Linked DNA regions of Homo sapiens: region 2 is linked to region 1. A link is a contact called in ENCODE Hi-C or POLR2A ChIA-PET data. All regions are on one chromosome and are shown on one strand. The core of a region is the stretch at or near the end of the contact, and the rest is flanking DNA. Distances in the headings are between cores, read along the strand shown.

What was found. Hi-C counts contacts between places; a loop is a spot of excess contacts on that map. ChIA-PET counts read pairs that join two places held with the same protein, here RNA polymerase II (POLR2A). Pooled maps may share reads with other maps.
Region 2: a map of IMR-90 shows a loop between it and region 1 (2.6-fold over the local background). The contact joins two enhancer-like sites. A Hi-C loop is called at or near these places in 34 of 168 maps with a recorded cell type or tissue (Caco-2, HepG2, IMR-90 and 18 more) and 16 of 50 pooled maps. POLR2A ChIA-PET finds 5 or more read pairs at or near these places in 4 of 52 experiments (H1, MCF 10A, PC-9 and 1 more).

Annotation. Positions count from the first base shown.
Region 1 is chr15:29,764,020-29,768,281 of GRCh38, forward strand. It overlaps TJP1 (tight junction protein 1), which reads right to left. Exons shown (of 28, transcript NM_001330239.4): 5 at 2,247-2,523. Among named protein-coding and RNA genes, the nearest start is that of TJP1, 56 kb to the right of the region's middle. Within about 2 kb of position 2,317, at least 3 of the 41 ENCODE cell types and tissues checked have a DNase peak (open chromatin) inside an H3K27ac peak, as active enhancers do.
Region 2 is chr15:29,803,482-29,807,743 of GRCh38, forward strand. The region is part of intron 1 of TJP1 (tight junction protein 1); the gene reads right to left. Among named protein-coding and RNA genes, the nearest start is that of TJP1, 17 kb to the right of the region's middle. Within about 2 kb of position 1,775, at least 2 of the 41 ENCODE cell types and tissues checked have a DNase peak (open chromatin) inside an H3K27ac peak, as active enhancers do.

The sequences.
Region 1 (4,262 bases), core at 1,067-3,566:
AGTTTGTTCGTTCATTCTAAATATTTCTTGGGGTATATATGAACTAGGTACCAGGCATTAGGGAGAAAGCAGCAAATGAGATAGTTCCTGCACTCTGGCAATTTGCAGTCAGTGAAAAAAAGGATGTTAGCATGGTAATCCCAAATGCGGTGAGTTCAGAGGGCAGAAACACAAGGGTTCTTCACTTACTAGGGGGAAGGAGAAGGCCGCCCTGAGGAAGATATACTAAAGTTAAAACTTTACCTAAGAAAGACCTAAACCTGAAGGGTATGTTTGTGGGGGAGGGGATGCATGGGGTGAGTGACGGCTGAAAAGTTCAAAACAAATGCATCAAAGTAATGAAGAAAAAAACCTGGTGGACCTAATGAAGTCATAAGTCTAGTGTAGCTGAGACTGAGAACTAATAAAGAAAGGGGCAAAAGAGTAAGACAGAAGTGTCACAGAGGATCTATGAAGAAATCTGCAGAATCAACTTAAAGGGATCCAAGAGACAACCTATGAGACCAAATGAGTCTATGTAAGAGATGACAGTGGCTTGGAAAAGGGTGGAGGCAGTGGAGAAAGAGTGGGATGGATAAGAGTGGTATTCAGGAGTGAGGACATTCATCATGCATGGGAAAAAAAGAGAAGGCAAGGGTAACTACCATGTCATCTGGGAATGGCCTGAGAAACTGGATCAATAGAAACACATTCAACTGAATACTTCATGAGAAATACAAAGAAAAATTTTAAGAGGGAGATGAGTTTCATTTGAGATGTGCTGTGTTTCAGGGACCTACAGGAACATCTAAGTGAATATGCCTAACAGTTGGAACACAAGAGTGTAAAGATTTGGGCTGGAGAAAGAGGTTCTGCCATCATCAGCAGTGACTGGAAGCAGGGGAGCAGATGAGATTGCCTAAATTAATTGTTATTCAACCTGAGGAAAAGAAAAAAAAAGTTACCTTAAGTGGAAAAAAAGATTCTAGGAGAGAAACTGACAGAACGTTATAAAGGGCAGGGTGAGGAGAATGAGCTTGCAAAAGATACAGAAAGGTGGGGGAAAAAAACAGAAAGATACAGTACTACCAAAGAAGACATTATTTTTGAAAATAAGGAGTGGTTAACCATGTGAAATGATACTGAAAAGGCAAGCAAGCTAGAGACTGAAAAACTTCCACTAGATTTAGTGTGAACATTTTTGGGGGCAGAGCGGAAAAGATACCAGACCAGAGAGGATTGAGGGGTAAGTAGTGAAGTAAAAACAGCAAATGTTGACAACTTCACTGAGACTTCACTGAATGGGGGTATGGAATACCACCTAGGAGATATGCCAAGTGGTAAAGCAGATCAAAGTAAGTCTTGATAATATTCCAACTGTAACACCCTTTATATCAAAATGATCAGTCATGCATGCCCACAGAAGGAGCAAGCCACAGTCAGATCCATTTTTTATCAAATTTAATGAGGCATGAGGGAAAGCAGCTGAGTTTCAGTTTCAAAAACTTCAAAGAAGTACTGCATTATGGAGAAATGCTCTATAAGGGGTTCCTTTCCTTAAATTCCTCCATTTAAAAAAAACAGTCTGGAGTGAGGGGGAAGAAGTCCCAGCAGGGCACAGTGGCTTCCCGCCTATAATCCCAGCACTGTGGGAGGCCGAGGCAGGTGAATTGCCTGAGCTTACCAATTTGAGAACAGCTTGGGCAACACGGCAAAAACCCTGTCTCTACCCAAAATAAAAAAATTAGCTGGACATGGTGGCATGTACTTGTACTTCCAGCTACCAGGGAGGCTGAAGTGGGAGGACTGCTTGAGCCTGGGAAGCAGAGGTTGCAGGGAGCTGAGATTGTGCCACTGCACTCCAGCCTGGGTGACAGAGCCAGACCTTGTAACAACAACAAAAACAACAACAACAACAACACTCCCAAGATTTCTCTCCATGATTACACTACTAACAGTTAAGAAAAACACTGAATTTCCATTTGGTGATGGTGTGACATTTCTTGTTAGCATAATTTGTACCTGGCTATTCTCATCACAACAAATCCAAAAGCCAAGCCCTGGACAATTCACTTGAAGTGTTATCTGTTCCAACGGAAAAAATGAACAGTCCCTGAAGCCTGCCATAACAGGATTTGACTTACAGTGATAGAACACAAACACAAAGACAACAAAGCAAAGACATGAAGAGACAGCAACTGTACTTCTCATTAAAATTAGTTTTAAATTTTCATGTGAAAAAAACAGCAAGAGTTGGCAGAGAATACCTTCATTTTTCCGGGATTTCACCAGTGTGACTTTAGTAGGTTTAGCAGGCTGGCTGGAAGCCACTGACCGCCTGTCTGACCGCGGGGACAAGCTCCTCTCTCTACTTGCACTTCTATCCCTCGGCCAAATCTTCTCACTCCTTCTGTTAACCACACCACTCCGGCCACTTCTTGGATCATGTATTTCCTCATCATAACTATCTTCTTCATTATCAGATACTGGTTCAGGATCAGGACGACTTACTGGTATTTGAACTTTCTTCTTCCTTCTAATTGTCTGCAAGTTAAAAAGGTTAAAAAATAAGTTGACTGATTTTCATATATGTACGTTCAGTTCCAAAGAGAAAGGAATATTACACTTCTCATCCCATATTAACTATGAACCAGCAAGAAACAATACACAAACAACTACAACAAATTTCTAAGGAATACATTTCCATAAAGGCTGTGTTTTCTGTTCTCCTGATAAACAGATCTGGTTAAGCACAAATAAGAACGAGTGGGCCTAAAAACCTCTTTATTTACTTCACACAGAAAGATCTTCCTGGTGTAATAATCACAAGCTTACAGGGAAACTAACAACTGTTGGTGGTTTGAATAAAAAGGACAGCACTGTACTCTAATGCCATCAAATATACTCTAGGTGCTACCAAAACCACAGCAAACTTCCATGCCCAACTTGCTTCCTTAAAAATTTTAGAATGCATCAATATCAAAGCCCACAATTGCCCCAGACCTCTAAGAGATAATTTATTCTATAGCCGCACTAACATTCAATAATATGTTGGAGCTAATTAACTCAGCCGTACTTCACCAACACAAACTGCTTTCAGTCTCTGGATCTCTTCAATTTGTACTCCCAGTCTAGGTGCAAATTCTTCCCTCTGGCGTTCTTTTCTCAATGATTCTGGTAACTGGCTCTGTATTGCCTGTCCACTTATTTCCTTCATTCTCTGCAAGCTGACGATCTACATGTATTACACCTGCTGACTGAATGGCCCTGTAATCTGTGGACTACACTTTGCCTTCTCACAATAGTATACACTTGACCTCACTGTAGTTCTACAGGATCTCCTTGTGTATCACTCCTTGTCTTCTATGTCGGACACCTTGAGCTACTGAAACTTTTCACTATCTTATTTCCAATTCCTTCATCTTAGTTCATCAGTTCCATCCTGGTTTCACTCGCATTCCCCCTAAGTTTGCATGAGACATCCTGTTGCCATATTTAAATGACTTTTTCTTGACCCCTCAATCATCTGCCCTGACAAACTCCAGTCCTATTATTACCTTCACTTCCACACTTTGCTGATGAGGCCCTCTGTAAATTCATTTTACAGAAGTCTTGCTCTTGTTCAGCAATCCTTTCATCTACATATTGTTGCCTCTCTGTGGAATTCGCTAATGTAGGTATTCTACAACCATTCTTCAAGATCCCAGCCACTCAGCCTGCTTTAAGATCAGTGCCATTTTACTCCCCCTCCCCTCCTAAATTTTTTCAGTATTTCCCCTCCTAAATTTTTTCAGTGTCTCATTTATTTGGTCCTCTTTCCTTCTGGTCTCAAAGACCAAGGCAATCTTCTCCCTGGATGAACAAAACCCTTGTATTTGAGCTCTCATTCTCATCCCTACCTACCTCTAAGACTTTTTTCTTCATCAATTACCATACTCCAGGTTACCTGAAACTTCAATCTCTTTATTTACCTAAAATCTGTCCTCTACCTACTAAGCTCCCCCAATTAATCTTCTATTTCTCTGTCTTGCTATTCACCTGCATGTTATCATCTTTTCTCTCTTCTCTATGTGCCTAAACTTCTTCAAAGGGCTGCTCTACACTTAATACTACTGCTTCCTATGACTACTACTATTATTATCAGATACTGGTTCAGGATCAGGATGAGGGCCTGAGCAGAGGGCCATTCTGAGGAAACAACGCTGAAGCTCAAGGATGAGAAACAGCAGAGGCCAGCATGTGAAAAGGAGGACAGCCAATGCCCTGTTATGAACTGAAAGAGA
Region 2 (4,262 bases), core at 525-3,024, 39 kb after region 1:
ACTGGGTAGGTTGGGTGTATTAAATGCATTTTTGACGTAAAGTATTTTCAACTTACGATGAGTTTAATCAGGACATTGTTCTAAGTGAGCTGAGAAGCATCTGTATCTGTTTTTCCACTTGGCTTTTAGGAAAATCAAATAATGCTTAAGAGGATTAATGTTCTTATTGTTAATTATAAAAAATGTTTATTCTCCTGTTAGTAAGCAATCTATACATTAAGGTCTTAATGTACAGTCTCCAGGAGGAGTGCAATAAGAGAAACTTGCTTTGTACAAGGGAGAAGACTAAAATACTAAAACATAATTGCTCTCACCATTCCACATCAAAATCAATATAGTTTTTCTTTGGAGGACTGGAAAAGTCCACATCTCAAAAAACTTCTCTGTTAAACATCAATTATAGCTTGATTTATCTGAAGGAAGACCTATGTAGAAGAAAGTAATTGAGAATGAAACATCAAAAGAAGTGGTTAGGCTCTTGACCAGCCACTAAACCAACTTAATCCATAATATAAGTGAGTTACTATGTTTTACCACTCCTTATCTTTAAAAAAAAAAAACAAAAAACAGAAAAATATATTCCTAGTTTAAATGATGGACCATGTCATCTCTCTCCATTCTCTAGCCTTTCATTTGCTTCTGTGGCAAAAGTAGCAAATTCTATCCATGGTTGTTTATATAACCAGGCAGTACTGATGAGGAGTTCTGAATGAGGAATGGAAGGATGAACAAACACGTAAATATGTAATAATGCAAATACAGTAAAATGATAATGGTAGAATCTTAGTGGTTGGGATTCAGGTAACCATGGCAGACTGCTTTCAATCTTGTTACGTGTTTGAAAGTGATCATAATAAAATGCTGAGGAAAAACTAAGAAATCCTTCTAGTAAATCACTCAGAAATCAAAGCTAAAATTGATATGAGACATTTTTAGTACCAGTAAATTTATTAACCACTATTTTAATGAGCATTCCATAAAGAAAAAATGTTCACTAATGACTGAGAATTTTGATGCATTAGAAAAGCAAGGGGTGTGGAGGTTCCTTTGGAAGAATACCTAAGAAACGCATGGCTTCTGGAGTGGAGAAAGGAAAACCAGGTAGGAGGAGTCTCACTTTTCACTGGGAGCCCTTTGTACTTTTAATTACATTCATCTATTACTTATCAAATTATTTTTAAAACTTAATATCCTTATTGTAAACTTGCTTGTCATTTTCTCATTTCAAACATGCACAAGGGATAACTGCATAACTTGCACAAAAAGCTTCTGGTAAATTACCAGTCTCAGGTTCAAGACATTTAGGCTTGTAGGAGACCAAGGGGAAAATGTATTACTCCTCTAAGCATGATTCTAGCACTACCATTCCCTAGTAACTCAGACAGATGCTGGTAAACAGGAAATGAACTAGACCAGGCATAAGGAGACCAGAGCCGAAAGGTATCATCAACTAGAAACGTGATCTTAATTTTCCTCACCTACACAATTAGGGAAATGGGTGAAATTATCTCAAATGAAAAGACTTTTCTAGCTCCAAAATTCTATCAGACTATAATTCCAATGAACAGGCTACAAATTCAATAATTAGTGAAGCACTGCAGGCATCAAAAGTGACTGCAATTCATGGTTGCTGGATTCTGAGTTCTGCGCACATTTCTAAGTCAGCATCAACTGACTAGAATCACAATTTCTGAAGAAGCAAAAAGCTGTATTTCACAATCTGCCAAGAGTTTGTTTAGTTTCTTTGTTCTAAGCTCCAGCTGGCAAAGACACTACTCAGATCACCAACTCTGAAGGGCTTCCTGCCAAAACTTCAGATCCCAGTTCTAGGCAGTTTCACTGTCCTTCAGGACTGATTACTGAATGGGGAAAGATAGGAGGGCACAATAACTGAAAAGACAGGATGAGCCTATAACTGGGAGAAGAACAAATCCAAAAGAGAAGATATAAAGTATACTCCAAATGAAGAACTCCTTAACATTATCTAAATACACAGCCAGTTAAATTTTACTAACCTTATGGCTGTAATTTCAAAACCAATCCATGTATCATTCATTCATTCATTCATTCAACAAACATGTATCAGACATGGTAAGTGTTGGGGAGGCCAAAAAAAGGTCCCTCTCCCTCCCTAGGGGCTCAAAGAAGCAGCTGAGAACACTAAATGGTATTTAGGTTGGTGCAAAAATAACTGCAGCTTTTGCCATTAAAATGGCATCAAAAGATATGAGCTTTTTGCACCAAAATAAATAACTTTTGCACCACATAGATAAGAGCTGTTATGGAAGATGCAAAAGGACTGTGTCTGCTGTGAAGATCAGAGATCTGTTCCCTGAGACAGCAACGTTTTGAGTTCATCAAGCTTGAAGGATGTCCAGGAAAAAAGTGGAGAAAGATGTTTCAGAAGAAACAGCATGTCAGCAAGATTGTGTGATGCTACACATGACGCTGGCTTTGATATGACTAAGTTGTACAATTTATGGAACAAGGAGAGAGTAAAAGGAGAGAAGGTGCAAGGGTACCAGATCACAACAGGCTTTATAATATAATGCCAAGGACTTTAAACTCAAATGGAAGACACTAAAGAATTTTCGACGATCAAATGATATAAGAATTCATCCTGAAGGCTGTAATGGGAAAATGATTTGAGAAAGGGAAACCAGTTAGAAAGTTAGTGAGAAGTGTGGGTGGAGTTCAAAATGGCTCTTGAGTAGTCAACCAAGTAGCAGTGCTGAAGTCAAAAGGAAAAGATGTAATTACCCAAGGACTAAGATAACCCTGTGGACAACCAAAGGAATTTGAGAAGAAGCAGACAATGAGGATACATGAAAACCAATGGAGCTAATACAAAACACTACTTACTGTCCAGAGAATACACCAAAGCTTAAGATCCCTCAATTTTTTAGATCAATACACCTCATTTATCTGACATCATAAAATAATAAAATTTCCACAAATCTTCAAGGAACACCCTTTCTTGATGACATGCAGTTCCCCATTAGGAAAACCAATAGTAAAGGTATTAAGAACACTCTGTGAACCCTCCAAGTTCCTTCTGTGAGCAAAGCTGCTACACTGAACGGCTTCTCATTCCTTCTGAACTCCAAAGTGTTTCTGTTTTGGTCTTTTTGGCTTTTTTCCATCCAAATTGAAAGCAAGATCATCTATGGAGATGAGGTTGAGCCAGGAACTTAAGGAGAAGGACAAGGTAGGTTTCAGTGAATAAAACAGATGACCCCTGCCCTTCAATGAAGTTTCAATTACATAATTTCAAATTGTGATCACTGCAACACAAATGAAGTACAAAGGGAATAGTGCTACATGTTAAAAGGTAAGGCAAAATATGTATATTTGGACTGATCTGATGGGCCGTCATTTAAATTCCCAAAATAGAAATGTCCAGGAGGTAGTAAAAAAGATCACTCTAAAATAAAATGAAGAAGGGTCCTAACGATATTCAGGGATTCAACAAACTTCATGAATAGAAGATAAAAATTCAGGAAACATAAGAATTAAAATAATGATCAAAATAAGAAGGCAGCAACCATAGGATAAAAGTCTCAATAGAAATTTAGTAAATTTAGCATCCAACACCCCACTGTATTCAACACTGGTTAAATTTACAAATGTATCACTGTGTCCATCCCTTGGTTAACAGTTTAGGAAACAAATGATGAGATGGATATGATTAGGAAATATTAGTCGGAAAGACAGACACAGTGAACCTGTAATTTTCTGGTTGATCAAAGCTGAAGGTCTGCTAAAAACATTAAGTTCACAGATAAGCTGCTACATTAGCTATAAAGTAAGAGTGAAAGAACATCAGCTTAAAAGTTACCATTATGTGTACATTAAATATTGAGAAAATCTCAGTAGGGACAGTTACAAATATTCTTGGAAACTTAAAATCTAGAGTGCTTTCAAGTTATCAAAAATAAAACTATTTTTAGGTATAGCATCTTCTAAAGGTTGAAGATAGATACAAAGATCTCTCACAATTTATTCAGGTAGACAGGAGGAGGAAGGGAATGGCATAGCAGAGATGAAGAGAGAGTGACAGTCCTCTGAGTATATCTTTTTGCATAACTCTCTTTCTTAGACCACAGTATTGTTTCATGACATTACCCTTCACAGATCAAAAAATTAAACTATTAAAACCAAAAAGACATGAGGGGAGGGGAGGAAATCAAAAACAGAATAAAGACAGTAACAAATGAACATAACTATATTACAGATGGAGAATGTAACCACACTAAAGAAGA